Linked DNA regions of Homo sapiens: region 2 is linked to region 1. The links are chromatin loops, found by intact Hi-C in ENCODE. Cell type or tissue: CD14-positive monocyte. All regions are shown on one strand. Each heading gives the region's core, and the rest is flanking DNA. Links, peaks and the distances in the headings are about the cores only. Region 1 has its middle 20 kb from the start of HLA-DOB. Region 2 has its middle 36 kb from the start of HLA-DQB1.

The links. Hi-C counts contacts between places; a loop is a spot of excess contacts. Peaks named below come from ENCODE experiments on the same cell type or tissue, not always from the same donor. Only the 100,000 strongest peaks of a DNase experiment are listed, where the experiment ranks them.
Region 2: it touches region 1 in a loop (2.3-fold over the local background); 46 of 110 quality-filtered maps call a loop at or near these places.

Annotation. Positions count from the first base shown.
Region 1 is chr6:32,789,962-32,803,473 of GRCh38, reverse strand. No RefSeq gene overlaps it. Among named protein-coding and RNA genes, the nearest start is that of HLA-DOB, 20 kb to the left of the region's middle. RefSeq lists a cis regulatory region at 8,723 and an enhancer at 8,651-8,795. In CD14-positive monocyte, for the core only: CTCF peaks have their summits at 6,046 and 6,250 (motif pointing right); DNase peaks (open chromatin) are centred at 5,883, 6,343 and 8,773; H3K4me3 peaks cover 2,443 bases; H3K27ac peaks cover 2,076 bases.
Region 2 is chr6:32,696,517-32,708,811 of GRCh38, reverse strand. It overlaps the pseudogene MTCO3P1. Among named protein-coding and RNA genes, the nearest start is that of HLA-DQB1, 36 kb to the right of the region's middle. In CD14-positive monocyte, for the core only: CTCF peaks have their summits at 7,915 and 8,114 (motif pointing right); a DNase peak (open chromatin) is centred at 8,121; H3K27me3 peaks cover 2,048 bases.

The DNA of each region.
Region 1 (13,512 bases), core at 2,826-10,825:
TTCTATACACCAACAACAGTCAAGCCTAGAGCAAAATCAGGAATGCAGTCCTATTCACAATTGCCACAAACAGAATAAAATACCTAGGAATACAGCTAACCAGGGAGGTGAAAGATCTCCACAAGAAGAACTAAAAAGCACTGCTCAATGAAATCAGAAATGACACAAACAAATGGAAAAACATTGCATGCTCATGGATAGGAAGAAACAATATCATCAAAATGGCCATACTGCCCAAAGCAATTTATAATTCAATGTTATTCCTATTAAACTACAATTGAGATGCTTCACAGAACTAGTAAAAACTATTTTAAAATGCATATGGAACCAAAAAGGATACATAGATACAAAATAAGGACATGAAAACATGTGCAATGTCATTAGCCATTAGAGAATTACAAATTAAAACCACAATAAGATATTACTATATACCTATCATGATGGCTAAAAATAAAAAGTAGGCACAATACCAAATCCTGGTGAGGATGCAGAGAAAATAGATCACTCACATTTGGCTGCTGGGAATGTAATATAGTACAGCCACACTGGAAAATAGTTTGGCATTTTCTTTAAAAGCAAAACATGCAACCACCATACAACCCAGCAATTGCACTCCTGAGCATTTATCCCAGAGAAATGAAGACTTATGTTCAGAGAAAAATCTGCACATGTATGCTCATAGCAGCTTTATTCAGACAAAAACTGGAAACAAACTGTGGTATATCCATACTAGGAAATACTACTTAGCAATAAAAACGAACAAACTGGATACAGGCACCACGACCTGGATGAATCACCAGGGAATTATGCTGAGTGAAAAAAAAAATTGCAAAATGTTGTCTACTAAATGATTCCACTTACATAACACTCCTGGAATGCCAAAACTATAGAGATGGAAATTAATAATTGCTGTGTTAATGAAGAAGTGGAAATGGGAGGGAAGTGGCTGTGGCTACAAAAGGGCAAAATGAGGGATATTATAGTGATGAAAGTGTTCTTTATTTTAATTATATCAATGTCAATATCCAGACTGTGATAATTTACTGTAGTTTACAAGATGTTATCCTTGGGGGAAACTGGGTAAAATGTACATGAGATATCTCTGTAACATTTCTTAAAAGTGTCTGTGAATCAACAATTATATCAAAATAAAAAGTATAATTTAATACAGCATCTTAACATTTTCAACAAAACTAAGTGTCAAAGTATCCCCATAAACCTCAAATACAAATTGGTGAGGACAAACCACTAGTAGTTGCACGTTATTAATTTTTCCTGTTATGGATTATGCCTTTGGTGTCAAGTCTAAAAGCTTTTTGCTTAATCCTAGATCCTGAAGATTTTCTCCTGAGAGTTTTGTGACTTTATGTTTTACATATTAGACTTTGATCCATTTTTATTTCTTCCTTTGAAATCTGCACGCCTTTTTTTTTTCTCGCCCATTACATTATCTAGAACTTCCAACGCCATGTTGAATAAGCATGGCGAGAGTGGACATCATTGCTTTGTTCCCGATCTTTGGGGGAAAAATTTCAGTCTTTCACCGCTGTGTTAGCTGTAAGATTTTTTGCAGATGCTCTTTATCAAATTGAGGCAGTTCCTCTCTATTTGCATTTTCTGAGCATTTTATCATGAATGGCCATTGAATTACGTATTCTAATACCTCATATATGTACATCATTAACTTGGATTACGCTTCTTTAAATAGCTGCCTGTTCTACTGGTTGTCAAATGAGCTGTATCCTTTCTATTTAATGCCTACATGAAGTTTTTAAATATGGACTCTATGTCATATATTTAGTCCCTTTCAGGTTTCCAACATAAAGTGATACTATTTCAGCTACTTAAGCACTTATTTAGGATTTATGCCTCATGTAGTTTAGATTTATTATGAGTTTGCACTTACATTTGATTCCTTTTTATACTCCTAATGTCTTTTTTTCTTAAACAAGTGGCCTATATATTTGGACTCACAATATTTATACATCCTCTGTCACCAGGGGTACATGTCCTTATACCTTAAAGCACGTGCTTCTGGAGTCCTGTCGTGTTACATGTTTCCTCTAAAACAAACCCTCCATGTTATTTGAGAGCCAACCCCACTTTTCAAGTTATTTAGGCTGCTGTAACCTCCATTAATAAAGGATTCAAAAGTCATAATTGTGTGATTCTTTAGGAATTATCCAAAAAGGCAATCTGATTTATTTTCCAAATATCCTGGATCTGAAATAATCTATCAGAGTTTATTTCTATGCTTGGAAAGCTTCCTTGGATGTCAGCATTTGCGATTTTCTTACTTAGCTTATGTAGCTAAGTAAGAAATGAATTGCTTTTGTTGGTTTCTTAGTACATTCTGTCCATCAAGTACATTGAGTTGTTTAGAATTGTTTTGAGTCAACAGTGTAACAAGCATCCAAAATCTTGTATAGTCAATTTTGTTTGACTATTGTGCTAGAAGATCAATTTCTATTTCCTCTGTTGACAATATCCTGAGCATTTTGAAGTTACACAATTGCAGTGGTAATTTAGCGGAAGAGTGTTAACATTTTAACCTAAATAATTGATTTTGTATTAAACAAATTCTGATGTAGGAATGTATTTAGTATTAACTATATGGAATTCTCTATAAATCTCATAAACAGAGTAGTTGCTTTTTTGAAGGGGATTAAAAATTAAATATCAACATTTTCATTTTAGAAAATAAAAAATGTGGCTCACGCCTATAATCCCAGCACTTTGGGAGGCTGAGGTGAGCAGATCACGAGGTCAGGAGATCGAGACCATCCTGGCTAACACAGTGAAACCCTGTCTCTACTAAAAAATATGAAAAATTAGCTGGGCATGGTGGTAGGTGCCTGTAGTCCCAGCTACACGGGAGGCTGAGGCAGGAGAATGGTGTGAACCCAGGAGGTGGAGCCTGCAGTGAGCCAAGATCATGTCACTGCACTCCAGCCTGGGTGACAGAGCAAGACTCTGCCTAAAAAAAAAAAAAAAGAAAAGAAAAAGAAAAGAAAAAAATGTCTTTTTTCTTTTTAAAATTTTCCTATTTTAATATTTAAAATTATTTTATCTTTTTTTTAAAAAAGTTATACATGACATGGTTTAAAACATCAAATACAGATGGTTCCTGACTTATGATGGTTCCACTTAAGATTGTTCAGCTGTGATGGCGTGAAAGCAGTACACATTCTGGAAGAAATGTACTTCAAATTTGAAATGTCAGTCTTTCTCTGGGCTAGTGATATGTGGTATAACACTCTCACCTGACGCTGAGCAGCAGTAGTGAGCCACAGCTCCCAGTCAGCCACGCTAATGTAAGTGTTCTGAGCATGTTGAGGGTAGGCTGGGCTAAACTATGATGTTTGATAGGTTAGGGGTATTGAATGCATTTTCAACTTGCAGTTTATCAGGACACAAACCCACCTGAAGTCAAGGAGCATCTGTATTTCTACAGGGCTTGTTATGCAAAACAGCTGACCACACTGCCTCCCCATTCCTCTTTCCAGACAGAAATTCTAGTAGATAGTCCCATTTTACAAATGAGAAAGTGGAGGCTTAGGGAGGTTAATTAAGACACGCAAGTTCATATGGGTAGGAAGCGATGGAGCTATGATAAGAACTCAAATCCATATGGTCCCCAAGCCTGAGGTTTGAGCTATATTGCTTCGTGATTACAGGATATATTAGTTTCCTATTGGTGCTGTAACAAATTACCACAATTTAGTGTTTTAAAACAACAAAAATTTATTGTTGGACAGTTCTGGAAATTATAAGCCTAAAATGGGTCCTGTTAAATTAAATTAAATTTGGCTTAAAGCGGCCTCTGTACTTTGAATTCCTACGTAGTATACTGAAATCTAACTTAATGTGTAAGAAAATTGTACCCTAACTTAAGAGCATATTCTTGTAATAAATAGCTGAGTCTCAGGCAAACACAGCAGCCAAGCTTCAGGCAATCACAGGTTGCCAACTGATCAGACCATGATCAAATAAGGCAAATACTGAGCTGTAAACAAGCTGCTTCTGTATACCACTTCCTTTTTCTCTCTATAAATATTGCCTGCCCCTATTGCTCAGTGGAGCTCTCTGTACCTCTTCTGGTCCTGGATGCTGCCCAATTCATGAATTGTGCTTTGCTCAAATAAATCAAAATAAATTTCATTTGTTCAAAGTTTTTCTTTTAACACTTGTACAGGGCTAATCAAGGTGTTAGCTTGTCTGTGTTCCCCTTCTGAAGGCTTTAGCGGATAATCTGTTTTTTGCCTCTTCCAGCTTGCAGCGACCAGCTGCATTCCTCGGCTTGTAGCCCCCTTCCAGCAATCACTTTCCTCTGATTTTTGCTTCTAATATCACATCTCCTTCTATTCTCTTGCCTCTTTCTTTCACTTAGAAGGACCCATGTAATTATATCAGGACCACTTGGCTAATCCAGAATAATCTCCCCATCTCAAGATCCTTAATCTAATCACTAATGCAAAGTCCCTTTTGCCATGTAAGGTAACAGATTCACAGGTTTCATAGATTCAGATCTTTCAGGGGTGGCAGTTGGGGGCATTATTCCATCTACCACACAGAGTAAAGTTTCATCTGGATGACCCACAGGCCCTACAAATACAAAATGTCTAATATGGAATGTTCTCTTAAACTGTCCTTTCTTGATGACTGGAATTACTAACCACTTGGTCTCCCAAGCATCTTCTGCTCTCGCCTTCTCCTCTCTCCCATATACAATGGATGACGACACATCATGTTGCATCTGCTCCCTCACATGTCTCTGACCCTCTCTCTAGATCCCTGATCCTACTTTAATTCGAGCCCCATCATGTCTGGTCTGTGTTACTCTAACAGTTACCCACGCTGCTTTCTCTGCTTTCAATTTTATGCTCCTCTAACCCACTCTTCCCATCAGAGTAGTCTTTCTAAAACGTGAAGCTGCCCATGACCCTTCCCTTACTATCAGTCTGCATACTGGTCCTACTGACTGCAGATCAAAGACCCAAGTCCTTAGCCTGGTGTGTGAGGCATCCATCCCTAGCCCTCTGCTTCATCTGTCACCCACCCATTTTACCAATTCCGAAAGACTTTCACTTCCCTCGAAGCCTGTCCAAGTGTCCAAGCCGCTCATGCTTTGTTAGACTTGGAAGCCATTCTCCATATACCCTCGATCAGCTTGAATGTCATTTCCACTAGAAAATTTTCCTAATTGTTTGTGACTTCAATGTCCTAATTTTACACACATTTCTGCTGTGCCCCTTTGTTTGCTAATATGTCTCCTGGGTGGTAAGCAGGACTCCGTGTCTTATTAATATTTTCCGTCTCCAGAATTCAGCCACTGTCTGCCACACAAGTGCATAATGAGTTACTATACTAATATTATGCAGCCATGTCCCCTGTACAGCAGTTCCCTGGATCTCATGGCTTCTTTTTTGATTTGCCTTGTTTGTTACCAACTTCCATCAGTAAGACAATCTATCCAATCCTTGTCCCCTTTGCCACATCACATCCTCAGGGCAATAACAAAGTTGTTAAGTTTATGCACCTTCTCCACTTGGAGCAAGGCCTCACCATGTCAGGCCTCCGCCTGATTCTCCTCCCTGCCTGGGATGGCAGATTTTGCTCTAGTGGGTCTCCAGGCCGTGAGGTCTCCTGTCTTTTATGTTCTGATCCGGGTGGTGAGCTGCAGCTCACTACAAGTCCTTACTTGTCTCTGCTGGCCTTTAGAGACTTTGTACTCAATTTGGAGGAACTACTCTTGATGGATTGTAAGTGAGAGGATTTCCTGGTCTCCCTCTGGAGTCCGCCAGAAAACCACATTCTCTGCTTTTCAGCGTTGACTGCTCATGCTTACGTAATTTCTAAGAGTAAGAGCCTATGGACTGTCCTGGCAGCAAAGAATTCGCTCAGGATTTTGCCTGAAGCTGCACTTCCGGGGTCTCGCTTCATCAGAAGACTTCTTCATTTTCATCATCGGCCCAGCGATGCATGGGTACCTCTTAGGGTTTAGCCCCAGAATGTACTGGGGGAGGGGAGGGTAAAGTAGGTGGGGAAGGAGTCAGAGTCGTAGGTCACCTGTGGCTGGAGTTTTGCATCCCTAATAAACGGGAAATGAACTGAAGGAAGACTGGGTTTTCACGTCAACACGAAGGACACCATTACGATGCTAGACTAATCATCAAATAAAATTCCAGATGGAAAAAATTCAGAAACTTAATTTGGAATTTGAGCCCCGCTCTATTATGCAACGTTCCCAGCCATTGCTCCGCGGATGTAATGTGGACTTCCACCGCCAGATGGCGATCGAGACCGTAATTTAAGTTGGTTTTCTCAACTTCCTCTGGACTGAGTCCCCGTGAAAATCCCAAGTTTAACGAGGGGCTTTCCTCGCGTAACCTTCGCTTCTGCTTCCTCTCTCACATCACCTCAACCTGCGAGACTCTGAAAGGGATAATGAGGGTTGGGGGGAATATGGAAATTCAGGGAAGGGAGAGGGGGGTGGTGTGAAGCTTTCCAGACCAGCCACACAGAAATAGCGTACCAATAGTGGTTTAGAGCACAGACCCCCAGCCAGAATGAGTAATTTAAACAGCCCTACGATGTAATCGTTGTGTGCATATGCATCTCTATGCCTCTCTCTCTCTCTGTCTTTCTTTCATCTGAGACAGGGTCTCACTCCCTCTGTCCCACAGGCTGGAGTGCAGTGGTGCAATAATGGCTCGCTGCAGTCTTGACCTCCTGGGCTCCAGTGGTCTTCCCACCTCAGCCTCTGAAACCACAGGGTCTTGAACTTCTGGGCTCAAGTGATCTTCCTGCCTCGGCCTCCTAAAGTGCTGGGGTTACAGGTGTCGGCCACCATGCCTGTCTGCTATTTAAGTGCATAGAAGAATGCCTGGCACTCAGTTAGTGTTAAATATTTATAAAATAAATTAAAATTTTATAACACTACACACATGTTGTTGAGTATGTCATAAATAGAGACATATTTAATGAGATGTCAACATATATCACGTTAATGAATTAAGTAAGTTTGAGAATATTAGAGAAGAATGATAATAGATTAACGGAGGAGGCTGGGCGCAGTGGCCCACACGTGTATTCCAGCACTTTGGGAAGCCGAGGCAGGCAGATCACATGAGGTCAGGAGTTCGAGACCAGCCTGGCCAACATGGTGAAACTCCTTCTCTACTAAAAATACAAAAAAAAAATTAGCCGGGTGTGGTGGTGTGCGACTGTAATCCCTGCTAATGGGGAGGCGGAGGTTGCAGTGAGAGGAGATCGCACCACTGCACTGCAGCCTGGGCGACAAAGCAAGACTCCATCTCAAAACAAACAAACAAACAAACAAACAAACAAAAAACAGACGAAATAGGGTTTGAGTATGTAGTCTGCTCTCAACATGAGATAGTAAAGTCTTTGCTTCCCTTATATTCTGTTAATTAACTCATTTGATGCACATCGATGTATAAAGCCTTTAACTTCTATTTATTCTTTTCCTTGAAAAGCATGCGGAATGCCTTCTCAGGACTCTCCCATTTTTTATTTGTGAACACCCACTGGCATTCCCGGATACGAAGCTTGCAAGAAGGTGTGAACCGCCCTATACTCGTGAGCCCCTGGGGCTCTGTACTCTTTCCAGCCCACATTTGACCTCAGTCAATTTTTAAATGATTCCAGCTAAATTCTTCTTACCAGTGCCCAGCTGTACCTGCCTTAGGTAAGCAAGCACTCAGGCAACAACTTTCCTAGATTTCAAGCTAGTTGGAAGCTCAATCCCAGCTCTGTGATGGGTTGAAAAAAATTGCGACCTTGCAATTTGTGTGATTTCTTTCATGTTGCAAGGAAGCATCATTGTTTCCAGTTCTCTGCATCCCCAAGCAGAAACCAGAACTCTATATAAACGTTTTTAAATGGAGACATTGAGAAAAAGTACCCGAGAAACCAATGAGATACAGGAAGAATGCTTCCAGCACTAACATGAATGGGGCTTGGCCATACAGATAGAAGGGTTGGAAACTCTTACGCCTTGATTTAAACTCTCTATGCATATTCTGAGCACGCTGGGGAATGTACTACTACTAGGCTTGATTTGGATTCATGGCTACTACCTCCCACAAAATGATAGGTCTTCTGTTTTAGTACGTGAGATAATTCCTCAATCGATCTTATTGCTGCTATTTCTGTTAAGCATAAACAATGATTTGGGTCACAAATTTCAATGGGGTTTAAATTCCTTTGTGCATCCCAACAGGTAATCCTCTTACTCTGGGCTATGAACTTGCTACTGCCAAGATGGATGCCATGAAAAAAAGAGATCTCATCAAAATGGTCACAGAGAGATGGAGGGCCTCTGTGTAGATGGCAGGGTGGTGGTGGCCGTGTAACTAGCTGCCCGGTGAGGAGCAGCCCTTGGGGAGAGCCCAGGTAGGACCAGGAGAAGCAGAAATAGAGAAAAGTGAAAGATCGAGGTGGAAAGAACATGAGGGACAAGAGCTCTGCATGGCCACATCACCAGCAGTCTTGTTATTACAATGAGGATGAAGGGACTGAAAAGAGGGGAAGAGATGGAATTCATCAAACAACAGTGCTCATTCATACAAGGTAAGTATACATGTGGCCTTTTCTCTCTCTATCTGAAGATGTGGCTTACTGTAACAGGAACTATCATGGGCATTGGACGGCTGTCTCATGGTGATCCCATCCTCCTCTACATCCTAAACTTTTTTTTGAATGCATTTCTGTATTTTGACTTCCTCTCTCCCCAAAGTTCTTGTTAACTTCTGAGTATGACTTAGCTTCCTTATTCTTTGAAATATTTGAAACCCCTAACTTCCTCTCCTCTGTGGTGTAACTCACATGGCTTCTTGATACCAGGAGGCACTGTCTGCATACAACCTCATATTATGAGGATGAAATGCCCATGAATCCTACCAATCTGAGGAACAACGCATTTGTCTTCTCTGACAAAATACGGGTGCCACATATTCTGTAGGAAAAGGTGGTGTTGAGGTCAGAACTTCTCTGTTTCTCTGTCTCTCTCTCTCTGGTTCTGGAAATGTTGAGAATATGAGTGAAGGGAAAAAGATGGGCACCACGTGGAGGCAATTTCATGGTGGCATGAAACAATTTTGGGGGCATGAATGCCATGGGCAGAACATCAGGGCCCCAAAAGGGAAATACACAGTACTTTCTTTGGACTTCAGTGCTCTCTTTTATAGTAATGGAAACCACAAGCGCAGAGGAAGGGGAGCTGATTCTATAAAAAGAAGTTTATTTCCTACTTTAAAAGATGATTTTTTGACTATCTTCCCACAATAGAGCCAGAGGATCACAGGGGAAAGCTACGATCCTCAATTATAGAAAATGATGTTGGGTGCATCTAGCATCACAGAAGCTTTAGAGGACACAGTCATCTCAGGTACCTACAGATAAGGAAGAAGTACCAATGAGAGTACCTACTCGTATTCTTATTCATGGAAGCGAATCCCTTCAGGAACCAAATCATTTAGCTGCTGGTAGATGTTTCTTTTGGCTCCTCTCTCTCCTGAGCTCTCAAACACAGACTTTTTTTTCTGTGTGCCTCTGCTTTTGGCAACTCTGTTCCAAGAATAAGAATATTTGTTTGTAGATGAGCTTGCTAGGTCGGGGATCTCTTGTATAGGGAGATGGTGAATCACTGAGCAGGACACAGAGGCATGAGTTGAAACAGTGAGATGTACCTTAGTTTAAAGAGAGGTCACAAGAGCTCATGGACCATTATTAGATAAACTCTAAATTAGAAAAAAGAACCATATTTCTCTTTTGATAGTCACATAAAAATTGAAGCCATACTCATTCTAATAAAAAGTAACATGCATAGCTCTTCATTGCAAAGCTCATCTATTATTCATAACAGGCATATAGGGTCTATATCATTTTTACAGAAGTGGAAATAGCATGTAATTACTAATTTAGTTTATTCATTAGTTTTCCAAAAGTGAAATAAAGAATTTTCCCTTTGACTTCCTACCTGGTAATTTGAAAGAGATAAATTTGTGACTAAAAAGAGTACTTCACATCATACACAAATAATTAATGCAACTGATTGACCCAAGCTAGTGTGTGTGATATTGTGATATAATAGGAAGTATATATTTGGTTTCTGACCCTGGTTCCTGCCCTTCAGCTCCTAAAACTCTTGGAATCTCCAGAGTGATAAGAGTGTCTTTTGCATGCTAATGAGGTGACTGGTGGCTGGGGCTGGTCACCAGAAAGACCAAGGCAGGATTAGAGGGTTGGGATTTTCAGCCCACTCACAATCTCTGGGGAGAAGGGAGGGGCTGAAGGTTGAGTTGACTGCCAATGGCCAATGGTTTAATCAACTCACCATGCTGACATAACAAAGCCTCCATTAAAACCCAAAAGGGCAGAGTTTGGAGAGTTTCCAGATAGCAGAACACGGAAAGATGCCTGGAGGATAGGCTCTTGAAGAAGGTGTGGAAGCTCCGCACTCTTTCCCCCATACTTTGTCCTATGTGTTTTGTTTTTCTTTATCAATCTGTTCGTCTGTATCCTTTGTCTTATCCTATGTAATAAACCAGTGTATGTAAGTGTTTCCCTGAGTTCTTTGGGCTGCTCTAGCAAATTAATTGAACCTGAGGAAAGGTTTGTGGGAACCTCCAATCTATAATTGGATGGTCAGAAGTACAGGTGATAGCAACTGGCATCTGAAGTGGGAAGGGGGCAGTTTTGCATGACTGATCCCTCAATCTGTGGGATCTGATGCTATTTTTAGGTAAATAGTATCAGAATTGAATTGATTTAGAGGAACCCGGTGTCTGCTGGAGAATTGCTTGGTGTGGGGGAAAAATCTCCACATACCTGATGTCAGAAGTAACTGTGTAAGACAGAAGGAAAAATGCTTTGGAGTTTTTTGTTTTTTCTCCCCATCTCTATTTATATAGGTTAAAAATGTGGCTGGGTGCATGCCCATGATCTGAGCACTTTGGAAGGCCCAGGCAGGAGGATAACTAGAGGTCAGGAGTTCAAGACCAGCCTAGGCAACACAGTGAGACCCCCCCGCATCTCTAAAAAACAAACAGAGACAAATACATAAATAAATCAGTACAAGTACAAGCCTCATAATCCATTATGAAAGTGTCAGAGTGATGAATGCCATGGGCATAGTAACAGTTAATAAAGAAAATAATGTGTTGGAGGAATATTTAAGATAACTGAGGCTGCTACAAGCAAAACTACAGAATAATTTCATCATATACATTTTTTTTTGTTTCCAAATTAGATACAAGATTAAGCCTTGGGTCTCCCTGGCAGTGGAGGGCGATTCTGATATTCACATATAACTACCCACAGGGCATGGATTCTGAGAGATGCTGATAAAAGAAGTTGGTGTCTTCTTGGCATTTGTCCCCAAGGATCTTCCAATACCCAGAGAATCTGCATTTACACAGATCATGCTCCCTTGGGAGCTTCTCTTGACTGCCCCCCACACCCTCATTCGTGGCTTTTCCTCTTTGATCTCCCACTTCAGTCCTCACACCTGTCAACACTGTGCTTATTACCATGTGGAGTGGTTAGAAGATCTTCCCAGAGTCAAGACATTTCCAGGGTCACCCTTCTCTTAGGCATTTCTTGGCACGACTGTCCTGAATAAAGGAAAGGAGATGAAGGTGATGTTGAGAAGCATCTAGAGGGCTGGAGTCAGGGGGAACCGGCTGAGGCTGTTGGATCAAGTTTTAGCCACTGGTAAAAGACCTCCAAGCTGCGAATGCTATTGCCATCTGTGTAAAGTCGCCTCCGAGATTAGAACATGCCAAAGACTGAAGAAAGAGGTCTAGGTAGCATAAAGCCATCATGTAATTGAAGTTTCTTCCGTTTCCAAGGACAGGAAGCGTGCAAATGGCTCTGCGTTCTCAGTAGGGGTGGGGCTAAGAAGTGAGCCTGCAAATGGTAGTTTGGGCGAAGACTTGTGTGATGCATGCAGGGACTCAAATTTAGTGTCCTCTGAACACAAACACCCTCTATGATCCGGGTTAGGTATCGCTCCTGTGAACGTTCAAAGAACACCTTTATATTCTGAGGGGACACCGTTCATCATCAGATCACTGTTGACGGAAGCCAGGTGACAGCTTTGTATTTCGTGTTTTCCCCTTTAGTAATGTAAAAATAGAAGTTATTTCTCCTTTCTTCCAATGTAGGATTTTTTTTTTTGAGAGGGTCTCTGTCACCCAGGCTGGAGTGCAGTGACACAAACACAGCTCACTACATCCTTGACCTCTTGGGTTCAGATGGTCCTCCCGCCTCAGCCTCCTTAGTAGCTGGGACGACAGGCACATTCCACCGGCCCGGCTAATTTCTTTTTAAAGTTTTTGTAGAGATAGGGCTCTCACTATGTTGCCCAGACTGGTCTTGAACTCCTGAGCTCAAGCGATTCTCTCACCTTGGCCTCCCAGAGTGTTGGGATTACAAGCGCGAGCCACCACACCCAGCCCAGTGTAGGAATGTTTAATTCCTCCACTTGCTATCAAAGAAAACTGCTAACTTTCTTATTTCCTAATTTCTCTTTTTCTATTTGCTTCTCCTTAGGTTCTGCTCTTGGGTGCTATCTCCTTAGTTTTGAGAATATGAAGGTTTGTTTAGAAAAAAAAAAGCAGAAAAAATTCACTGGAAGATTTCACATTTGTATATATCTTTATGAAATGTGACAGTGAAGTGTTAGGGTAGAGATATTTGATCTGATTACCATTAGGATAAAATCAAATCTCCTTACCATGTCTTACATGTGTACTTGTCCAATCTTGTCTCCTATAATTGTCCAACCAACCCGTTCTGTTCCAGCCTCACTGGCCTTCTTATTCTTTCACGAAGCTCACACTGTCCTCCAGAGCCTTGCACTCTCTTTTGCCTGGAATGCTCTCCCAGATCTTAACATGATAGGAAAACAAAAGACAACTGTTTGTCATGTCTACTACAGTCTCAGCCCCATGAGGCAGAGTCCATGCCCATTTTCCTTCCATGCAACATTCCTGGCACCTAGAGAGTGACTGATGCATAATGGCTGGTAAAATATTTGATTAAAAAATATTTTAGTGTATTTCCTCCCCCAAAATATACATACACAACAGAGGCAGTTATTTTGTCTATATCTTTAGCACATTTTAGGCATTTAGTAAATTTCTGTTGAATCCATATGGAATTCTTCAGATTGATCTGTGAACACTTTAGATTTGAAAAAGGAGAAAATCATAAAACTAAGGGTAATGGGGAGAGAGCAAAACCAAAGGCAGACATGGGAAGATTCTCCTTATACAAAATACTTTTTCCATGTCTATAATGAACCCCCAAATTATCTGGATACTTACAACAGTGGTAGCAAGGGAATGTCTCGTTAATGCAGGTTCTCTATTCTCCTCAATTAATTTCAGGTCCTTAATTGTGCATGACATATGAAACATAAAGGGTGTTTATTTGCTAATCACCAGCATTAATTAATTCAAAGACTTACCTGAGATTCTGTTT
Region 2 (12,295 bases), core at 4,173-12,172, 96 kb after region 1:
CATAAAAAAAAAAAAAGAGTTAAAGAAAGAGGAAAGAAACACAAAAAGTGGCTCAACAGTCAAAGACAGGTTTATTTTGGAGAATAAACCTGAGAGGGCTTCTGGCTGATTTCAGTCAGGAGCCCTCTCTCTTACAGACTAAGAGTATTTAAGGGTTTGGGGCGAAAGGCTTGAATGTTTCTGTGTGGAGAAGAAGTTTATTGTGGGGTTGGAATGTCTCTGGTTGGAGGGGAGGTTATCTTGGGGTTGGCATCTCTCCGGTCAGAGGGGAGGTTATCTTGGGGCTGGTATGTCTCTGGTTGGAGAGGGGTTTATCTCAGGGTTGGAATGTTTCTGGGCAGAGGTATCATTTGTGGTTTAAGGTCATGCTGCCATTAGCCATTAGGCTGATGCCCTTTGGGTTGGATTTAGGTGGCTTTTGATCAAGGGGAACTTTAAAATGGTGGTGCATGTCCAAAATGGCGATGCTCCTGCTCTGTCAATCCAGATCCTATAGTTATAAAAGGATGAGGATGGTGTGTTCTTTCTGGCTAATTCCTGCTGAGGGGGGTGTGGAGAGTTTTCTGGTCTCAGATTGACTGTAGGAGTAATGCCGTCTGTAGATGTTTTTGGGTAGTTGTCTGTGAAATGGCCATGATCCTGTTGGTTAAAAATCTTTGGAAAAGATTAATTAGGCAGGGTAAGAAAGTTAGTCCTAGGCATATCATTAGGAGAGGGCCCAGGAATGGGGTGACTCATGCTATGATTTTGTTCCCAAACTAAGAATCTATTTGGTTGTGTTGGTATTCCCTTAGCTTTTCAGCCCTTTCTTTAAGTTTTTCGGCAGCATCTCTTACTACGCCCGACTGGTTGAGATAGAAACAACTTTCCTCACCCAGTTAGAGGCAGATGCCCTCTCTTTCAACCATTATAAGATCTAGTCTCTGTCTGTTCTGGAGGACTGCACCAGCTAAGGAGTCTAGTTGGTCTTGGACTCTTACAAGGCTTCAGGCTATATCTTCTAGAGATCCCTGTAGTTCTGTTGAAAGAACCTTAAAGTATGTGGCTAATCCACCTGCTCCCTCTCTAAGTCCAGAGGTTATACCCAAGGCAGCCATTAAGGAATGATGTGGATGGCTCTCCTTTTCCTAACATATTGGATGGATGGGATAGACAAAGGTTGATTAGGAGGAGCTAGTCCAATGGAAGGAGAAAGATAAACTAGAGAACAGGTTCCGGTCCGGTTGGTGGGGAGACAAAGATATGTGTTGGTGCCACACAAAAAGAACAAGCCTTCATCGTAAATACAGGCAGAGATATGGAAAGAGAATAAGTGTGTTAAAGATTGGATGTTGTTTCTTTCCTGCAGTTCCTTACTCCAGATGGACAAGGAGGAGGCCAGGGAGACATCCACTATAGTAGAGATATAGCAAGAGTTGTTTTTTACACGTTTAATGTGATCGGATGTTGCATCATTGATATTGAGCCATGGAAAAAGGTAGGAACCAGGGACAGCACAAGTTAGTTCAGAGGCATTGGTTAAGGGATAGGCTGTAAAACAAGCCAGATGCAGAAACGTTCCATTTGCTTCAGGTGATAACTTGGTAATCAGCTTGGTTAGTCTGATGGTTAGAGGGGTGTTTAATAATGATAGTGCAGTTGCATTGGTTAGGTGTGAAGGATCCTACAGGGAAATTTCCTTCAGAAGCTGAAAAGCAAAGTGAGGCTTATTGTAAAAGGGGGGTGTGTTTAGTTATAGGCCCTCCAATGCCGGGGCCTTGGGGCTTGAAGCATTGTAGGGAGTTGTAATAGGTTTGAAATAATTTGTTAGCCTGATTGGCCCTGGAAGTGGGATAATCGCCGACCACAGTCGCAGTGCAGTGCTAATATTATCAATTATTAGTGTCTCCGCAACTTCAGTATCTCTTATTATTCTAATTCTACTAACTATTCTCGAGTTTGCTGTTGCTCTTATTCAAGCTTATGTCTTCACACTATTAGTAAGTCTTTATTTGCATGATAATACATAATGACCCACCAAACACTTGCCTACCATATAGCTGTACCTAGCCCTTGACCACTAACAGGAGCTCTCTCGGCTCTCCTAATAACATCTGGCCTGGCCATATGATTTCACTTTAATTCTACCACTCTTTTAACTTTAGGCCTACTAACCAACACACTGACTATACATCAGTGATGACGTGATATTGTCCGAGAAAGTATATTCCAAGGCCACCACACAACAATTGTCCTAAAAGACCTCCGATACGGGATGCTCCTATTTATTACCTCAGAAGTATTCTTCTTCACTGGTTTTTTTCTGGGCATTCTATCACTCCAGTTTAGCACCGACCCCAGAATTAGGAGGACATTGACCCCCAACAGGTATTCTTCCCCTGAACCCTTTAGAAGTATCTCTCCTAAATACGTCTGTATTACTTGCATCAGGAGTTTCAATTACTTGAGCCCATCACAGCCTAATAGAAGGTAACCAAAAACAAATAATTCAAGCAGTACTTACCACGATCCTCTTAGGAGTCTATTTCATTCTTCTACAAGTCTCAGAATATTTCGAGGCCGCTTTATTATCTCTGATGGAATCTATGGCTCAACATTCTTTGTAGCCACAGGCTTTCATGGACTTCATGTTATTATTGGATCAACAATTCTCACCATCTGCCTTCTTGCCAATTAAAATTTCATTTTAGGCCCGGCATGGTGGCTCATCCCTGTAATCCCAGCACTTTGGGAGGCCAAGGTGGGCAGATCACCTGAGGTCGGGAGTTCGAGACCAGCCTGACCAACATGGAGAAACCCCGTCTCTACTAAAAATACAAAATTAGCCGGGCATGGTGGCGCATGCCTATAATCCCAGCTACTTGGGAAGGCTGAAGCAGGAGAATTGCTTCAAATGATCGTCCCTCTTCATCCTCCCAAAGTGCTGGGATTACAGGTGTGAGCCACCACACCCAGCCCAGCTTTGTTAATTTTTCTGTTTGCTGGTTTTCTGTTTCATTGTTGTCTGGTTTCATTTTTATTAATTCCTTCTTTCTTTTATTTGTCTTTGCCACATTTAATCATTTCTTTTTTTTATTTATTTTACTTTAAGTTCTGGGATACATGTGCTCAACATGCAGGTTTGTTACATAGGTATACATGCGCTATGGTGGTTTGCTGCACCTGTCAATCCATCATCTGGGTTTTAAGACCTGCATGCATTAGGTATTTGTCCAATGCTCACCCTTCTCTTTCCCTCCACTCCCCAACTGGCCCCGGTTTGTGATGTTCCCCTCCTTGTGTGTTCTCATTGTTGAGACATGTGAGACTTGGATATGTACTCTCATTGTTCAACTCCCACTTATGAGTGAGAACATGCGGTGTTTGATTTTCTGTTCCTGTGTTAGTTTGCTGAGGATGATGGTTTCCAGCTTCGTCCATGTCCCTGCAAAGGACATGAACTCATTCTTTTTTATGGCTGCATAGTATTCCATGGTGAATATGTGCCACATTTTCTTTATCCAGTCTATCACTGATGGGCATTTGGGTTGGTTCCACATCTTTGCTTTTTAATTCCTTCTTTCTACCTTCTATCTTCTTTAGATTTAGTTTGCTTTCCTTTTTCTACCTTCTTAAGGTAGAAGCTCACACCATTGATTTTAAACTTCTCTTCAGTTCTGATGTATACATTTAAAGAAACTAATTTCCCTTCAAGCACTCTTTCAGCTTTATCTCATACATTTTGATATAATGAACTTCATGATCATTCACTTAAAATATTCTCTAATTTTCTTTGTAATTTCCTCTTAGACCTATGGCTTATTTGGTAGTATGTTGATTAATTTCTGTATATTTAGGGGATTTCCAGGTTATCAGTTTGGTGCTGCTTTCTAATTTAGTTGAGGTATTTTTATTTTTATCTTTTTTGGTCAGAGAACATACCCTACCCAGTTTGCATACTGTTGAATTTCTTGAGACTAAATTTATGATCCAGTATGTTGTTCATCTTGATGGATATTTCATGTACACCTGAAATAATATGTATTTTGCCATTGCATATTCTAGTCTAATGTCTTATAAGTGTCAGTTAGGTTGATTTAATTATTAGTGCTATTCCACTGTTTAATATATTTTCCTGATTTTTTTGTTCATTTCTTTTACCAATTATTGAGAGAAGCATTTAAAAATCTCTAATTACGATTGCAAATTTATCTATATTTTCATTTCTGTCAATTTTTGTATCATTTATTTTTAAGTCATATTATTAGATGCATACATATTTAGAAAAGTTATGTTCTTCTTATGGTTTTTCCATCATTATGACTCAAGTTTTATTTTTATTCCTGGTAAAACATATTTTTAATGAAGATTTTTTTTGTTATTAATATGATCATACTGAATTTATTGTGATTTAGGTATTTGTGGTATGCATTCTTTCTTCTGGTTATTTTTTGCCTATCTGTGTAAAGAGCATGTATCTACCATTCTTTGAACATATTCTTATCTCTGACACCTGACACATATCCATCATTCTTTTTTTTTTTTTTTTTTTTTTTTTTTTTGAGACGGAATCTCGCTTCTGTCGCCCAGGCTGGAGTGCAGTGGCGCGATCTCGGCTCACGGCAAGCTCCGCCTTCAGGGTTCACCCCATTGTCCTGCCTCAGCCTCCCAAGTAGCTGGGACTACAGGCGCCCGCTACCACGCCCGGCAATTTTTTTTTTTGTATTTTTTAGTAGAGGCGGGGTTTCACCGTGTTAGCCAGGATGTTGTCGATCTCCTGACCTCGTGATCCGCCTGCCTCGGCCTCCCAAAGTGCTGGGATTACAGGCATGAGCCACCGCGCCTGGCCGTATCCACCATTCTTAAATATCCTTACTTTCTATGATCATCTTTTATTTTTTTTCTCAAGCTCTAGAATCTGTCATAGCTCTGGGTTCTTTTAGAAGAGTCTGGTTAAAAAGCTAGATCAAGATCTGTGTGTTAAGTGTGCTCATTGCTATGGGAATGTCAAAAGTCTAAGATCCTATTTGTGGACATACACATAAACATCTATACATTTATTTCTATAGCTACTTACTTATATTAAAAACCATATGTCTACGTCTAGCCTTTCTAGAAACAAAAATTATGAAATCTATAAAAATGACTTAAAAATTTGCAATCATTGGAGATCTTTTGAAGCATGCAGAATACATCAGGAGATAAATATTGAGAAAAGGAAAGTAACTAGGTGAGTTCAACGTTTACTGTGAGTTTCCCCTGAGAGTGCTTTTCAGTCTAAAGCAGTAGATGGTAGAACAAAGCTCAAGCAGAAAGATGCAGTCTTACCAGGAAGAGAAGACGGAGGTTGGAGTTTGGTGCCGAAAGAATTAGTTGCTATTGAGGAGAAAAATCCCCAAAAAACATGAAAACTCAAAGAGGGGCCCCTATTCTGCATGCAAATTTCTTTCAAATGCAGAATTTTGGGCTCTCCTCTGTGGTATTCTTATTTAGGATTTTCCACTCAAGTTCTACAAATAGTGCGCCACTGCACTCCAGTTTGGGCAACAGAGCAAGACTCTGCCTCAAATAAAATAAAATAAAAATTGTTTTAAAGTTCCACAAATCTTAAAGACCTAAGTTCTGACATCTTTCTACTCAGTTACCATTAGGAGGGAGAAAAATATACTAAGAAAGGCAAGTAAAGAGGAATAAGAGAAAAAGAACAGATGGACCAAAAACAAAAAGCAGCAAGGGGGTAGACTTAAATCCAGTACTTCAGTAATTACATTAAATGCATATTTCTAAACTGGATAAATAAGCAAGACTTTTGACCATACACTGTCCATAAGAAATGCATTTTAAGTATGAAGACACAGGTTAAAAATATAAGGATGAAAAAATATACACTGGGCAAGAAAGCTGGAGTGGCTACATTAATATCAGACAAAGAAAACTTTACAAATAAGGAATATTACTGGAGATAAATTTTTCATAATGAAAAAGAGTCAATACATCAAAAAGACATATAATCCTAAGTGTGTATGTACCAAATGCTATATACAGCTTATTTTCAAATTCACGTAGAAAATACATAAAAATATACCACATATATTGACATCAAAACATTTCAACGAATCTAAAAAGCAGTGAGAACATTGGACAACGTTGCCAAAAACAATCATTTAAAGACTCTGGAAATTGACCAAAGGATACGAACATTGAGAAGCATTTAGTTAAGAGAATCTAAACTGAATCCTAATAAAAACAGCAAAATCAGTATTATTTTGGCCAGAGTATGCTTTCACCAACTTCCTTCACCTCAACTTATGGTGCAGAATTTCTACCTGTGTGGGAGGACAGGCCATGGGATTAGACAGCTCTTCTTAACCTGCCAGAGGGAGCTCACACACATTTTTTGGAAAAGAGCTCACGCACATGCATGCACACACACACACACACACACACACACACCCTCAAAATAACGTCTTGGCATTTTGTAGAAAACAGCATAGACCTCAGGGCAAATAATTATGGAAGGCTAACATCTCAACTAGCTTGAAGTCATGATGGCAGGCCAGTCAGGAATTTTACCAGGGAGATCCAGAGAATGAGATAGTCAAAAATAGCCTTGCTAAAATCTCATTTATCCCCAGTGGTGTGGAAAGCTGTCTGCATCAGCTTGGTTAAGCCTGCTCAGGAGAGACCTGGCTGAATATAAGGACATGTGAAGGCAGAAAGTAAAAATTGGGACATACCTGTAAAGTCCCGGAACTTTGAAAGCATTTCCCACATCCCACTCAGTTCAATGGCAAAGTGTGGAAGCCTTACTGACTCAATTGTTTAAGCAGAATCTTTCATCAATCATAGGCTGACATTAAGCTATGATGACCAGGGGTGATTGTAGGAAATCAGGCTTAATAATGAAAACAAAAATTATTAAACAAACTTAGCAGAGACACCATAGGCTGCATACTAGGGGGAAACAGACTTGGAAGAACTAGCCCAAGCAAGTCACTAACACAAACAACAAACAGCAAGAGCACTTACTCCTAGGGATTGTGGAATCAGAATTTATGTAAAATATCAATATTAAACAAAAATTACAAGACATGCAAAGAAACTGGAAAATTTTACCAACACATAATACATAGGAAAAAAAGAAGCCAACAGAACTTGTCTCTGAGGAGACAGGTTAAAATGATTTCATTTTAAATTGCTCTCATTCTTGAGCATAATGAAGAAACACTCTTTAAGGCAGGTGAGAAATAACTAAGCAGTTATCAATTAGAGTGTTCAAGTAGTGGTTCTGAGTCTTAAAAAAAATAGGAGGGTGGGAAAGAAAGTACAAAAGAAATCAGATTCCTGTTTTAACTACCTTGGAACACATAAAATTGTGAAAATATGTTGAGAAAGTTCTATCTATACAGCCATCTCCAACTGCTGTATAATAGGTGTGCCGGAAAAATAGAAAAAATATAGGATACAATAAAAAATCGAAGATTTTTTTTTTCTGAAGGAAAGGAAGACTTTAGTCTCTGGCTAGATAAGATTCATGCAATTTAAAGGAATCAAGTGGAATCATGAAAATATACAAATAGTTCTGTAGCTGGAGGGATGAAAATTTTTACTACACAATCAGAAAATAAAATGGTAATAAAAATGATCTATTGGCTTCCAAGAAGGAAATAAACAGTTTACACATAAAAGGACGAGAACCAGACTGGAATCAAATTTCTTATCTGAAATATCAGAAGCCAGAAAACAATGAGAGGGAAAAAAGGCTGCCAACTTAACACATGGGGAAGCAGTGTGTTGGCAGGAAAGGCAGTGTAAGAGAGGAGGTTTGTACAGGGAGATGGAAGAGACAATGGAGAGAAGACAATCTGAGCAGAAGCTGTGAGGAGTAGATAGATAGTAGGGAATGGGAATGCTAACGATGGCGTTATTTTAAAACTAACCTTGTGCGGCATGTTTTAAAATTATCATTCCCACACCCTCATTGCATTGTAAAAATTTTGGATTAATATTTTGTTTATCTTTTGGTGTAGAACTGTGCTAAAGGACACGGATTCTATACTACTGGAAGAAGTTCAAGGTTCTTGTTTTAGGAGGACATGGACAGCTGTAGGGATGTTAACTGGGTCATGTTCACCAGTAGGTGGGGACATTGCACTTTAGAAATTCAAGGTAGCTGCCGCTTTCCCTTTTTTCCTTGCCCCTTGGCAGGTCTGGATTTGAGGGGTCAGGATTCCTTGAGGGTGGTAACACAGCCACTCTTATTTCCCGTACTCTTCCTTCCATGTGCTCAGAATATGATGCAATCTGAGATGCAGTTTTGGATGTTTGAGAAGCAAAGAAGCATGGCTGGAGCAGGAGTTAAAGTCTGCTTTTGTTTGAGAACTGAGGAGCTCAGTCTTTTACATGCTCTCACAGGTAAGAGATTGGTACTATAAAATTACATGCTTAAAACAAACTTCACTGCTGTCATTCTAGTGCAAGCCACTATCCTTTTTCACATTGAACATTCCGCCACCATCTGCAGCATTCTTGATATTTCAGTAAGAATGATATTTACTTTACAATTACTATTTTAAATTTATTGGGATATCAGTATATAGTTTGAAGATTAAACAATAGAGATGTATTTTAATGAAAACAAGAGCCCTTCATGCCATTCCTTTACTCCACTGTCATTATCCCCAGTTCAATGACTTTAACAGTAATATGCGTATGTTTTTGTATGTGGGGGTATTAATTTAGACATCCATTGACTTCCTGTTATGAAACCAGATAATTTAAACCACCAAAAATTAGGTCTCTGACATCTTTCTTGTGATTTTATTATCTTACTATGTTTAGTTCCTCTGTAGGTAATCCCTGCATTTTTTATTTATTTATTTATTTATTTATTTATTTATTTATTTATTTATTTATTTATTTTTGAGACAGAGTCTCGCTCTGTCCCCCAGGCTGGAGTGCAGTGGCGCGACTGGCTCACTGCAAGCTCCGCCTCCCGGGTTCACGCCATTCTCCTGCCTCAGCCTCCTGAGTAGCTGGGACTACAGGCGCCCGCCACCATGCCCGGCTAATTTTTTTTTTTGTATTTTCAGTAGAGATGGGGTTTCACCGTGTTAGCCAGGATGGTCTCGATCTCCTGACCTCGTGATCCGCCCGCCTTGGCCTCCCAAAGTGCTGGGATTACAGGCGTGAGCCACCGCGCCCGGCCAATCCCTGTATTTTTAAACACAGTACTCTATTATTCTGTCAGTTATATTCAAGATCTCTTGAGTTTTCTCCTTGTAGATGAAGCTACTGCTAACCCTATTCTTTCCTGCTCTACTTTTTTCTTTATTTCATATCCCAACTTCTGGCATTTATAATTTATCTTTAATATTTTCAAACCCGATAGTATTTATGGTTTGTTTGTAACCAGGTATTTTTTAAACACGTATGTGCTCATTATTGAGAATATATTTCCTTTGTTGGGCATCTTTTAATTTTTATGAAGATTCTATTTGCAATTTCTTTTCCCTCATATATGTAGTCTACTTTTTAATCATATCCTCAGATGTTTTGAATATCTCAACAATACTGTAAAATTTATGGGATCATACTTATCATGTTTATCCACTTCCTGGTGCCCTTAGTTCTCTAGTTTCAATCTAAAAGAAATGATTTCCAGGACTGCTGAGCAGATGTCATCTTGGGATTCTCTTCATTGTTTTCTTTGGTAGAAGATAATGTTTCAGGTATCTGATATCTTCCTCTTACTTGCTTTGACTACCTAATTTTGCTACGACACACCGTCTGTTAATATCCAAAAAAGGATATTCTGGAAGCAAATTTTTCTAATCTTTGCATGTCTGAGAATAATTTTTATTCTAGATTCGTGCCTGAATGAAATTTTATGGGTTTATAAGTATGGGTCTAGTCAGGAGAGAGAGGAAATCACACAGTAATGTAAAATGAGAAAGATCAATATAAAGAAATACGAATCTTAACAAGAGATCTGAGTAATAAGAGATTGGCTAGAAAGAAGTAAAGAGAACTCTAAATAATATAGCAGTGGCAGATATAATAGTGCATAATATAATATAATACGAAATGGCTACTTCCCTAGTGTATTAGTCAGGGTTATCTAGAGGGATAGAACTAATATGATAGATGTATGTATAAAGGGGAGTTTATTAAAGCGTGTTGACTCACATGATCACAAGGTGAAGTCCCACAGTAGACCGTCTGCAATCTGAGGAGCAAGGAAGCCAGTCCGAGTCCCAAAACCTCAAAAGTAGGGAAGCTGACAGTGCAGCCTTCAGTCTGTGGTTGAAGGTCTCAGAGCCCCTGGCAAGGGAGAAAAATGAAGGGTGGAAGACCGCTAGTCTAGTCCTTCTACGGTCCTCTGCCTGCTTTTATCCTAGTGGTGCTGGCAGCTGATTAGATGGTGCCCACCCAGATTGAGGGTGGGTCTTGCCTCTCCCAGTCCACTGACTCAAATGTTAATCTCCTTTGGCAACACCCTCACAGACACACCCAGGAACAATACTTTGCATCTTTCAATTCAATCAAGTTGACACTCGATATTAACCCATCACCTAGGTTAAGATAGAGCACCCAAGAAGGAGCCTTCTCCAGTTTTCTTTCCAAGGGTGAGGTCAGACCTTGTTAGGGAGGCACTTCCATGGCTCACTGAATGGCAGAGAGGTAGTTGTTGAACTGCTGCTCCAGCGGTAGTTTGCTGTAATCCACCCTCTGGGACTTGTCAGAAATCCTTCCTCTAGGGTGTTGGGAAAGCTGTTCCTGTAAGGTTCATGGAAGTGGGGTGGTGGTGGTCACTCTCTGCTGTAAAACTGCTAAAGGGGGTGTGCATGCCTGACGAAGCTGCTGGGTGTTGCTGGCTGCTCTACACTGCAAAAGCTGGGTGCTGAGGAAGCCGCAAGAGTCTGATGTTGTAGAAGCCAGGTGAGAACTTGCCAAAATTAATGACAGACAACGAATCACCGATTACAAATCTCGGAGAATACCAAGCAGGATTAAAAAAACAAAAACAACCTACACTTAAGTATATTATATTTAAACTTTAAAAAGTTGAAATACATAAATACTGTTTAGAAAAGCAAAGAAGGGTGAGAAAAGTACAAGTTATTACATTTTATGTATTTCTTAAAAATGGATATAACAGGTAGATATTTGTTGATATGTATTACAAAAGTTGGACAACATAGTCATGAAATATATTTAGATACTTTAAATACATATATTAAACAAGGGAAGAAATAAAGTACTACTCAAATCAATAAGAAAGAGTTAAATAACCTAATAGCAATGTTGGAAAGTAGGTGAACCGGCAATTCACAGAAGAACTCAAATGGCAAATAGCGTATGCAAAGATGGTCAACTTTCTCTACAATATTTGACACAGAAACATTATGTCATTTCAGTTTAAATATAATTACACATTCATAAAAATTGGGGAGCACACCTTTGAAGGGTTACTAATAAATTGTCTAGAAACATTGTTCTAAAAGCTGATGTGGTTTTGGAGGACCAAATGTGAATATTCAAAGGCACTTTCATTTGTTGAGCAAAACACCAAGTGGAGAAATTGAAGATCCCTGATTGCGAAAGGATCCAAGTGTTTAGAGCAGAACTGAAATCCTGAATAATGGTTCTCTCCATGTAGCAGGCAGAGAATGTGACTAGTGGAAAACAGAGGTTTATGTAAACAAAAGCAGCCTAGATTTGGACATAAAATTCATCAATTAATGTATCCATTCATTTGTCAAATAATTATTTAGCTCCTACTAAGTGCTATGTACTATTCCAGATAAAATAGTCAGCAAGGTAAAAATGTCCCTACCTTTATGAGTTTTAATTCTAGCAGGAAAGAAAAAATAATCACATAATATACAGATATGCAGTATTAGGTGGTGATTCTTGCTATGAAGATACAAATGAAGAAAGCTGAGTAAGGGGATAGAGAAACAAGGGCTTACCAGTAGTAAATTTCCATGCAAACAGTGGCAGGCTAATTTCAAAATCAGAAATATTTTATTATAGTTTTTCTTGGGTTATTAGTGTCAGACATAAGAAAAGTGCAGTAGATTTACTACCACAGATTTTTGCACTTGTACTTATTTTGAATGAAATGTACTGTCAAAGAACGAAGCAGATGGACTGGGCTTATATCCTGTCTCCTTGTAGTAGAGAATATTGAGTCTGATGTGCAGACCAGCAGATCCTTTGTGTATCACCTGCACCACTCCCTCATCCCCTCCATAAGCTCACATCAGGAGTAACTATGTTCATGTACTGTAATGTGAACTCATCCCCTGGC